Regions from separate parts of the Homo sapiens genome. Here region 1 is linked to region 2. A link is a contact called in ENCODE Hi-C or POLR2A ChIA-PET data. All regions are on one chromosome and are shown on one strand. Each heading gives the region's core, a stretch centred on a gene start or an enhancer-like site at or near the end of the contact. The rest is flanking DNA. Distances are from core to core; before and after follow the strand shown. Region 1 has its middle 15 kb from the start of CDC42EP1. Region 2 overlaps TRIOBP (TRIO and F-actin binding protein).

Region 1 (5,416 bases), core at 1,568-4,067, 210 kb before region 2:
CCCAAAGAAAGTAAGTAGGGCCTAGGAAGTTGAACCCCAGTCTTCTGCCTCTCCAGTGGGGTTTAAAGCAGAACTGGCCTTTTTTTTTTTTTTTTTTTTTTTTTTTTTGAGACTAGGAATTGCCCTGTGGCCCAGGCTGGAGCGCAGTGGTGCAATCATGGCTCACTGCAGCCTGCTCAAACTCCTGGGCTCAGGCGATCCTCCTGCCTCAGCCTCCTGAGTAGCACCACCATGCCCAGCTCATTTTCTTTTCTTTTCTTTTCTTTTTCTTTTTGAGATGGAGTCTCGCTCTGTCACCCAGGCTGGAGTGCAATGGCATGATCTCAGCTCACTGCAACATCCGCTTCCCAGCTTCAAGCAATTCTCCTGCCTCAGCCTCCCAAGGAGCTGGGATTACAGGCATGTGCCACCACACCCTAGAGATGGAGTCTCACTGTGTTCATTAGGCTGGTCTCAAACTCTGGGCCTCAAGCATTCGGCCATTTCTTGATTCAAACGTCACAAACTTAGAGGGCAAAAGAGTGAAAAGTAAGGATCCCAGCTCCTACCCAAGACTCCTGGAGGAATTTCATCAAGTGTTCAAGGACCCTGAGGCAGGTTGGGAAACTGCAAACCAGTGGGTAAGAGCCCATGTCCAGGTGGACGCCTCACAAGTCACAGGGTTTTTGTGATGTTGGGCAAGTTTCTTAGCTTCTGTAGGTCTCAGTTTCCCCATCAGTGAAATGGGAACAAATCTTAGTACCTACTGCGACATAGGATTGTGGTGAGGATGACATGAATCAACACGGATGAGGCTCAGAGCAGTGCCAGGCGGGCAGTACATGCTCAATAAACAGTAGGGTTTTTAAAAGTATTTTGAAAGATTCAGGCCGGGCACGGTGGCTCACGCCTGTAATCCCAGCACTTTGGGAGGCCAAGGTGGACAGATCACCTAAGGTTGGGAGTTCCAGACCAGCCTGACCAACATGGAGAAACCCCGTCTCAACCGAAAATACAAAGAAATTGGCCAGGCGCGGTGGCTCACGCCTGTAATCCCAGCACTTTGGGAGGCCGAGGTGGGTGGATCACCTGAGGTTGGGAGTTCGAGACCAGCCTGACCAACGTGGAGAAACCCCGTCTCTACTAAAAATACAAAATTAGGTGGGCGTGGTGGCACATGCCTGTAATCCCAGCTACTAGGGAGGCTGAGGCAGGAGAATTGCTTGAACCTGGGAGGCGGAGGTTGCAGTGAGCCGAGATCACACCACTGCACTCCAGCCTGGGCAACAAGAGCGAAACTCCATCTGAAAAAAATAAAATAAAATAAAATAAAAAATAAAAAAAACACAAAAAATTAGCCAGGCGTGGTGGCAGATGCCTGTAGTCCCAGCTACTCGGGAGGCTGAGGCAGGAGAATGCCATGAACCCGGGAGGCGGAGCTTGCAGTGAGCCGAGATTGCACCACTGCACTCCAGACGGGGAGAGAGAGCGAGACTCCATCTCAAAAAAAAAAAAAAAAATACTGGCTGGGCGTTGTGGTGCATACCTGTAATCCCAGCTACTCGGGAGGCTGAGGCAGGAGAATCACTTGAACCCGGGAGGCAGAGGTTGCGATGAGCCGAGATAGCACGACTGCGCTCCAGCCTGAGCCCACAAGAGTGAAACTTTGTCTCGAAAGAAGGAAAGAAAGGAAGGAAGGAAAGAGACAGAAAGAAGGAAGGAAGGAAGGGAGGAAGGGAGGAAGGAGGAAAGGAGGAAAGAAGGAAAGAAGAAGGAAAGAAAAGAAGGAAAGAAAGACTCACTTCCCAAGGAGAAACCATTTGGGTGAGTCCTTGTCATCAGAGAGGAATGCTCCCCATACCTGCCTGGTAGAAGGCTCAGGCCTGGGGCCTCCTTATAAATCCCAAGACCTGTCCCACCCAGACCTGCCCAGTCAGAGACTTGGAGAAGGGGAGCTGATATTTTGGGTTTATTTGTTTTTGTTTTTGAGACAGAGACTCGCTCTGTCGCCCAGGCTGGAGTGCACTGGTGCAATCTGGGCTCCCTGCAACCTCCACCTCCCGAGTTCAAGCGATTCTCCTGCCTCTGCCTCCCGAGTAGCTGGGACTACAGGCGCACCACCACATCTGGATTTTTTTTTTAATAGAGACAGGGTTTCACCATGTTGGCCAGGCTAGTCTCAAGCTCCTGACCTCAGGAGATCCACCCCCCAACCGTCGGCCTCTCAAAGTGCTGGGATTACAGGCATGAGCCACCGCGCCCGGCCAGAAGCTGATGTTTTGAACCACAGCCCCAGGGAGTTTCTTGGATCAGGCAAGTCTGGGAATCCTAGAGGCTGCGTATCAGGTCCTTCTTTGAAGACTCTTCTGGTGAAACACCTTCCGCCCACCTGTCAACATGTCCTTGGGGTAAAGCCAACTTTCTCTTCTTCTCAATTAATAATAATGTTTCCTAACTGGAATTGGGTGCACACTAGTGCCAGGTGCTTTCTAAAATATAAATTAATTAATTTCATCCACCAGTAGCCCTCTGGGGCAATTATTTTTAGCTCCATCTTACAGAGGGGGAAACTGAGGCCAGGGGAGTTCATAACTCACCCAAGGTTACACAGCTGGAAATTTGGAAGAGCCAAGACTCTCTTCCCCACCACAGAACAGCCTGTGCGAGCCGCCCCAGCGCCTGGAGGCACCGACCCAGAGCGGGTCTCACAAGGCTGAAAACCTGGGGTCTTCCCAGGGCAGTAGGGCGGCTTCATGGAACTAGAGGCTGTAGTCCCAGTCCCAGTCCCCAGGCCCTTCCCCTCGCCAAGTCTGCATAGCCACATCAAATTGTGGTGGTTCCTTTACCAGGCTCCCCTCTGCCTTCCTGCCTGGGGCAAAAGAGGGCGCTCCAGAGCCACAGAAAGTCCACTGGGACAAATGACCTCATCCTTCCACCCCAGCCCTCCACTCCCTAAAACCTCCCCTCCTTCCCTCACCTGTGCCTTTCTCCAACCCTATCATGTCACTAGCACTTCTCTAGAAGTGCCATGCCTTTGGCCAGGTTGTTTCCTGGGCCAGGCACACTCTTTCACAATTTTAGGCTTCTATATTGAGAGGGTGGCCTCCTTCCTCCAGGAAGCCCTCCCTGGCTGCCTCCTCTGAGCTAGCTAGCTCCAATGTGCCCCCACGGCCTCTGGGGGATGACTGCCCCAAGCATCAACCATGTTGTGCCCTAAGGGGCTGGGGTCCGGGAGGGGAGACGAGGACAGGGGTCACCTACCTCCTTTTGGGTTAGGTGAGGGAGCGTGTGGGGGATGGGGCAGGCCTCCCTCTGCCCGGCCTCTTCTGGACCAGCGACCCTGACCCTCAGGCCCTCGGTCAATACCCATTGGGCAACTACAGGATCGATCGGCTGGGGCTGCCTGGAGGGGGAGGTAGGCAGGGTTGTTTGCTTCCCCAGGGGCACCTTTGGCCAGCCCCACCCCTCCGTGGAGGTCTCCCCTGCCGGTCTCAGCCTCTTGACGTCCTCACCCCTCCTCTGGGATTGTGCAGGCAGCGGGGGGAAAAAGAGGGAGGCAGCAGCAGATGGGGGCTGACCCGGGAGCTGGCTCAACGCCCTGCCCTAGGGATGGAGAGACTGAGGCCGCCAGAGCCTGGTCAAGCCAGAGCTGAAGCCTCCGGCCCCAGCGGGACGGGAAGGAATCTGGTCTCCTCCTTCCTGGCTCCCTCAGCCCCGCCCCCATCAGAGCTGGGGAGGCCCCGGGATGGGAGGAGAGGACTGGGGCGGGGCACCCAGACTTGGAGTGGGGCCTGGAGCCCGGGATGCTTCCTGCGGACCTTCAACTCCCACATTCCAGGCTGTTCCCAAGACTCCTCGCTCCTCCTCCCTTCTCTACCCATCCCGTGTTGCGGGCGGGGGCGCGGGTGTTAGTGGCCAGGGTCTGAGCTAGCTGCCTGGGGCCTGTGGGGGTACTCGGGGGCCCCTCCTAGGGAGGGATTAGATCTACACTAGAGGGGCTGCCCTGGAGGCCTGTCCAAGCACCACCCAAGGGTACTTGTGATTGTCGTAAACAGGAAGCCCCCCTTTCCCCACCGCACCATGTAGACAGGCCCTGTGTGTCCAGACGCTGCGCTCTGGAGGCCGGGGGCTCTTGACCTCCCCGGCTGCGTTTCCTGTTAGCTGAGCCAGAGGAGAAAGAAGGGGACTGAAATGGGCTGGACAGGGGAGGTGCCTCAGGGAGTGAGAGCAGAAGGGGAAAGAGCCAAGGAGTGAAAGGCCAGAGCTGCCTGGCACACAGTAGGTGGTCAATAGTCTGTGGCCTGAGGTTGGGTAAGAAGGGAGGGGCCCCTCTGAGGAGAGCCATACAGTTGCCGGGAAGAGTGGAGGATTCACCCCACTGCCACCAAGGCCTGGCACATAGTAGGTGCTCAGGAAATATTTGAGATCCATGTTTAGAGTAGGCCGGGAGGAGGCGTTCTTGGAAGAGAGCAGTGTTTCTGGAGAAGAAAATGAGGCCACCCCGGCCTTGCAGCCCGCTGCGGGCTCAGCATTCCCCCACCGTCCCTGTCTGGCCCCCGCCCCGCCCTGTGGCTGCCTGGGCCAGGCCACTGTCTCAAGGCCCTTTATTTTTAAAATCCCTGCGGTGTTCCTGCCCCAAGACTAAGGAGCAGTGCCAGCCAACAGCTCAGCCTGCGGCCTGGGCTCAGGGCCTAAAGGCGCCAGGGGTGGGGCATCTGGCCACCCCACAGCTGCTGGCCCAGCCGGCCTGCCTGAGCAGGGTGAGGAGGCCCCTGGAATGCCCCCACCCTGGGCCCGAGGCATTAGTCCTTAGTCCCTGGTGAAGGGACAGAGGCCCACAAGGGTGGCAAGCAGGCTTTGCATGTTGAATATAGTAGCTTGTTCCTCCCACATCTTCCAAACAAATACGGGCACAGCACCTACTGTGTGTAAGGAGGAGGCGCGAGCTGGACCTCGTGGGGTGACAAAGGGGTGAGACATGCTTTCTCTTTTCCAGGGAGTCAGGGCCTGCAGAGGAAACAGGCATCGCAGTTGTGGGCATTTCTTGAAAGAGCCACGGACTGGAATCTAAGAGGCCTCTGGGCCCCAGTCCTGGCTCCATCCCTTCCCAGCTGTGTGGACTTGGGCAAGGCATTTGGTCTCTCTAAGCTTCTCTACAAAGGAAAACAATCACAGCTACCATGGAAGGCTGCTGTCTGTCACTAGACACAGCGATGAGCAACGCAGTCACCATCCCTGCCCTCACGGAGGTTAATGTCATGGGGGAAGGTGGTCCCCTGAACAAGGTCATGGCAGTCACCAGAGGCACAGAGCAGCAGCACGGAAGGGAGGGTGCTGGGGGGCAGGGGTGGGAGAGAACTTAATTTATGTGTTTTGGTTTTTTGAGACAGAGTTTTCGCTTTTTCTGCCCAGGCTGGAGGCAATGGCATAATTTCGG
Region 2 (5,132 bases), core at 2,454-4,953:
GAATATGCAGTGGTATAAACAGGGGCCCCTCAGCAAGGGGAGGCCAGGCTGGAAGAGTGTGATGAGGCTTCCCTGCCATCCTGAGGCAGCTGGACTTTGTTTTAAAGCCACCTGGAGACCGGGTGTAGTGGCTTATGTGTGCCTGTAATCCCAGCATTTTGGGAGGCTGAGGTGGATGGATCACTTGAGGTCAGGAGTTCGAGACCAGCCTGGCCAGCATGGTGAAATCCCATCTCTACTAAAAATAAAAAAATTTGCTGGACATGGTGGTGGGTGCTTGTAATCTCAGGTATTTGGGAGGCTGAGGCAGGAGAAACGCTTCAACCCGGGAGGTGGAGGTTGCAGTAAGCCGAGATGGCGCCATTGCACTCCAGCCTGGGCAGCAGAGACTCTGTCTCAAAAATAAAGCAAGCCACCTGGAGCCGTCCCTGGAACTGTTAAGCAAGCCTGGGATACCAAGCCTTTTTGAGTGAGTCCCGCCAGCCCGAGGGTGTGTAGAGGGGTTGTGTGCCTGGCCAGGTAGGAGGCGGGGCTGTGAGAACCTGCCAGTACTCCCGAAAGGCGGAAGGAGAAACTGAGCTTCTAGCAGGTGAAGAAGAGGTAGCTGGGCCTGAAGAGCCCTGTATGAAGGGGCATCGTGGGAGATTTAGATGATCGGACCTTTTGACCCTGGGGACAGGTTTCCCTGCCAGTTTAAAAACTCACATTGGTTGGCCGGGCACATTGGCTCACACCTATAATCCCAGCATTTTTGGAGGCCGAGGTGAGCGGATCACTTGAGCTCAGGAGTTTGAAACCAACCTGGGAAACATAGGGAGACCCCATCTCTACAAAAAAAAAAAAAAAAAAAAAATTAGCTGAGCATGGTGGAGTGCTTATGTCGTCCCGGCTACTTGGAAGCTGAGGTGGAAGGATCGCTTGAGCCCAGGAGGTTGAGTCAGCAGTAAGCTGTGATCACACCACCACACTCCAGTCTGGGCAGCAGAGCAGGGCCCTGTCTCAACAAAACAAAACTCAAATTGGTGACCTTCTATCCCCAAGGTCACTGTGTCATGGCGTGCCTGACATGGTATGTGATGTGTCTGTACTGGGCTCTGGAGGATCACTAGGTTTCTCCTTGTACAGACACGTTCAGTCCTGTCGGAAGCTGCGGGAGGGGAGGACCGCCCCGTCATTTGCCACATCAGGCAGCCAGGACTCAGAGAGGGGATGTGACTTAGGAAGGTCACAGTGACTCCACTTCCCAGGCAGCCCTAGAGGTTCCAGCCTGACAGCTTGTCATTCCTGCCCCAATCTCCCAGCCCTGGCCCAGGGACTTTCGCCTGGGACTGCCCAGTGGTGCCAGCTCTGTGGGCCCAGGAAGCCTGGCTCCTCCGGGCTAGGTGGGGGTAGGGGAGATGGCCCAAAAAGCACAGAAATTTAGACCAGGGGGTAGATATTTCCTCAGCAAGTTTTTCCTGAGCCTTGCTGTGGTCAAGCCCCCTGCAAGGCCCTGGGGCCACAGGAGGTCCCAGACTGAGGGGAAGTGGAGCCAGGTGTGGTCACCAATCTTCATTCTTAGCTTGGGATCGCCCTGGGCAGCCTCCGTCTCAGGTGGAAGACGGGGTGGGCAGAATACAGAGCAGCGGGACAAACGCAGCCCCAGGGGTTCTCGGCCGTGAGCAGAGCCTGTGTCTCTCCCTTAGACAGGTATACAGGGAGGGGCTGGGATGCCAACCTACTGGGTCCCCCGACTGTGGCTGTGGAAGGTTCTGGATCTTCAGCTGTCCCAAGCCCCGGTTGGTCCACTTCCTATACCTGAGAAGGGGCTCCGTGGGTGGAGAGTGGGTCGGGAGAGGTGGCCAGGCAGGGTGGCTGTGGTTTCCAGCTGCCACTGTCACCGCCCACTCCACTGAGCCATGCCACCCGTTCTCTGCAGGCAACCAGACACCTTGGCCTGGTGAGGCCTCGATGTAGGGGCTGATAGGTAGGCTCAGAGCCATGGCAACCGGTGGCCACCTCCTCCCTGCCGGCGCCAGGAGCGGAGACTGCAGAGGGACCGGGACTTAGATGAGAGAGGTCTCCCCAGCAGGAAGGGAGGGTCTGGTGGTTGGCACCCACTAGATGAGCATGGTCAGAAAAATATCAGGATGAGCAACTTCTTTATCTAGGCCTGGGTGGGGGTGCCTGGCACAGGTCTCCATGGGACATGCTGCAGCTGGTAGCCCCCAGACCCCGGGGCTGTGCCCCCCTGGGCGGCACCCAGAAGGTAGGGCTTGCCAGGACTGACCCTTCCCAAAGAGATCTAGGCGGGGACCAGAGGGTTTCTGACCCCAGCCTGTGACTGGCTCCACCTCCCATAGTCTCCTGGAGCCGAGGAAAGGACAGGACTGGCGGGCCCATGGGAGGGTCCGTGGGGCACTTGGTCCTCGTCAGAGGGAGGAACTGGACAGTTCGCGCAGTGCTGCTGGTCTGGACTGCCCTCTGAGCTCTCAGGGGGTCTCTATGCAGGCAGAGTCCTCCCAGCCCCTCTCTCCCATTCTTGGGCGAGGGGTCGGCTGGAGAGAGGCCCCTGGGACATCTGGGTGTGTGTGCCAGCCACCCAGCCCAACTTCTTGGCTCTCTGAGTGCCACTATCAGGAAAGGGGCCAGGGCTGCCTCAGTGGCTGGGAGGCCTGCTTGGACTTGGGGGTTACCTAGGGCCTTAGCCCTCTTGGCTGGCTTCCCAGGAGCTCGGTCCCACAGGACTTGGGGACAGGGTGGGTGCAGCACGCTCCCCTCACCAGCCCCCATTGGCTTCCTGCTGGACCCAACTCACCTCCCTCCTCATCTCCCCACAGCCCGATCTGCTCAACTTCAAGAAGGGATGGATGTCGATCTTGGACGAGCCTGGAGAGGTAAGAGGACTGAGGCCGGAGGGGAGGAAGCTGGCTTGTGCTGCTGCTGGGCCCCTGGGCAGCCCAGGAGTGGGGGTGGGGCTGGGGCTGGTGTGAGAACCCTGGGGGTGGGGCTGGGAGGGGTGGAGGCTGCCCATTAGGCTTCTGCCTCCTGGAGCAGTCTGCAGTGTGTAAAAGGGATCACAGCAAGGGGCCGTCTAGCCCCTCACACCCAGTGCCCCATCCCTTGATCTCATCAAGAGTCTCTTGGCCCTGCCACCTCAGTAGGAGCCTGGGTGGGAGTCAAGGGTCTTGGGTGGAAGGGCTCGTAGAAGCTGTCTGGCCCGAGACACAGATTCCTAAAGCCTGGTCTGAGGGGGGTGGGGCTCAGGGCGCAGGTGCTGGGGTTTCACCCACCTGGATCCCCACTGGTTGAGTCAAAGCCTCCTCTAGTCCTCAGTGGCCACGTCTGTGACATGGGCATAATGGATAATGGTGATTCTTTCTAGAGTGGATAACAAGGTCAGAGAGATCAAGCACGTACAGGTGCCACAAAGCTCCTGGCACTTACTGTGGGCTCAGCTAAAGACCCTTCCCTTCCTCTGGCATATGTGTCCTTGGAACCAGCAGGGACAGTGGCTGTTTCCTCAGCTCTGTTCTTTCGGCTGCCAGGCTGGCTCCCTGCCCACACTGCCTGGGCAGGAGCGTCTCCCCACCCCTGCCCTGCATGCGCCTGCTGCTCTGGTCTGCGTGCAGCCTGCATGCCGGAGAGGGCTTTGAGCCAGAGGGGATTTCATTGTGTTTCCGGCCCACATGTTTTATTCCCTCCAGCCCACAGCCTTCCCTACCCGCTGCCTGCCCGCTGTCCCTGGTGGCTGCTCTCTAGGCTCACACAAAGCCCGGCACCCCGCCAGTGACCCCTTCCTGGCCTCCCCACCCAGGGTCCCCGGAGGGCAGAGGGATTACAGGCCCCACCCAGAGCTGGCCATTAGTCATCCTCTATCACAGGGTTCTGGAATGTCCGAACTGGAAGGGCCCTGGGAATTCAGCCAGCCCAACCCCTTGGTGCACAGACAGGAGACGGGCCCATGAGGGTGTTGGTCTCTTCCAGGCCTAGGAGCACCTGGGGCAGACCCAGGCTCAGAACTCAGCGCACCTGAGGCCCATGGAGCTCCACCCAGCTTCCATCTCAGACAGTCATAGGCTAGGCCTGGAAGAGCTAAAGAAACCTCTTGGCATAGAACCCCTGTCCTACTTTACAGAGAGGCAATTGAGGTCTGCAGCAGCAACTCCGTTTACTTAGTGAGAGGAAAATGCTTCTAAGAGGCCTGGCCTCCCAGAACAAACCCAGCAACCTGGTTGGTGTCCATCCCTATGCCAAGGGCCATGACAGCCATCCACACAAGAGAGGATGGGCGCCGCTCGCCTCACCAGAAGGTCTAGGCACTTCTTTTTTTGTTTTTTATTTTTGTTTTTTTTTTTCTGAGGCAGAGTTTCACTCTTGTTGCCCAGGCTGGAGTGCAGTGGCGCAACCTCGGCTCACTGTGTCTTCCGCCTCCCGGGTTCAAGCGATTCTCCTGCCTCAGCCTCCCGAGTAGCCGGGATTACAGGCATGCGCCACCATGCCCATCTAATTTTTTTTTGTATTTTTAGTAGAGACAGGGTTTCTCCATGTTGGTCAGGCTGGTCTCGAACTCCTGACCTCAGATGATCCACCCTTCTCAGCCTCCCAAAGTGCTGGGATTATAGGCGCGAGCTACCGCGCCCAGCTATAGGGACTTCTTAGTAGCCCTACTTTATGGTTCAGAAGACTGAAGCTCAGAAAAGTGGAGACACTTGCCTAAAGGCACACAGAGAGAAAGGGAACTCTTGGATACAAAACTCCTTTTCTCAGGGAGGCAATGTGGAAAGAAGCAGAAGGTATCGTCGTTGCATGCCCCTTGAGAACTTACCATCTTCTTGAGGAGAGAAAACTAAGTACTTGAAACAACCAACAGCACAGACAGGGCTTGGTGATGTGAGGGAACCCTGGGAGGGCTGGGGACCGGGTGATATGCACTGACCCTGGCAGTGGGCGGGCCGCGACTGGCATTCCAGTGGAGTGACCAGAAGCCCAGAGGTGGGCTGGGCTTGGCATACTATCAGGCTGTTCTGGCGCCCCCACCCCTTTCCTACATGTCCTGCCAATCTAACCCCAGCTGGAGCAGAGACAGGCACTGCAGGAAGGCACCCAATCACAAATCCTAAACTTACAGCTTAGGGCGCTCTCACCTGCTG

What was found. Hi-C counts contacts between places; a loop is a spot of excess contacts on that map. ChIA-PET counts read pairs that join two places held with the same protein, here RNA polymerase II (POLR2A). Pooled maps may share reads with other maps.
Region 1: a loop to region 2 is called in a map of PC-9, with 2.1 times the contacts of the local background. The contact joins two enhancer-like sites. A Hi-C loop is called at or near these places in 1 of 168 maps with a recorded cell type or tissue (PC-9), 1 of 37 single-sample maps with no recorded cell type and 11 of 50 pooled maps. POLR2A ChIA-PET finds 5 or more read pairs at or near these places in 2 of 52 experiments (BJ and PC-9).

The regions. Positions count from the first base shown.
Region 1 is chr22:37,542,459-37,547,874 of GRCh38, forward strand. No RefSeq gene overlaps it. Among named protein-coding and RNA genes, the nearest start is that of CDC42EP1, 15 kb to the right of the region's middle. Within about 2 kb of position 2,818, at least 31 of the 41 ENCODE cell types and tissues checked have a DNase peak (open chromatin) inside an H3K27ac peak, as active enhancers do; they include PC-9, where a contact is called at or near this core.
Region 2 is chr22:37,748,953-37,754,084 of GRCh38, forward strand. TRIOBP (TRIO and F-actin binding protein) reads left to right here. Exons shown (of 24, transcript NM_001039141.3): 12 at 2,820-2,876. Among named protein-coding and RNA genes, the nearest start is that of H1-0, 54 kb to the right of the region's middle. RefSeq lists enhancers at 2,588-3,787, 3,602-4,222. Within about 2 kb of position 3,704, at least 33 of the 41 ENCODE cell types and tissues checked have a DNase peak (open chromatin) inside an H3K27ac peak, as active enhancers do; they include PC-9, where a contact is called at or near this core.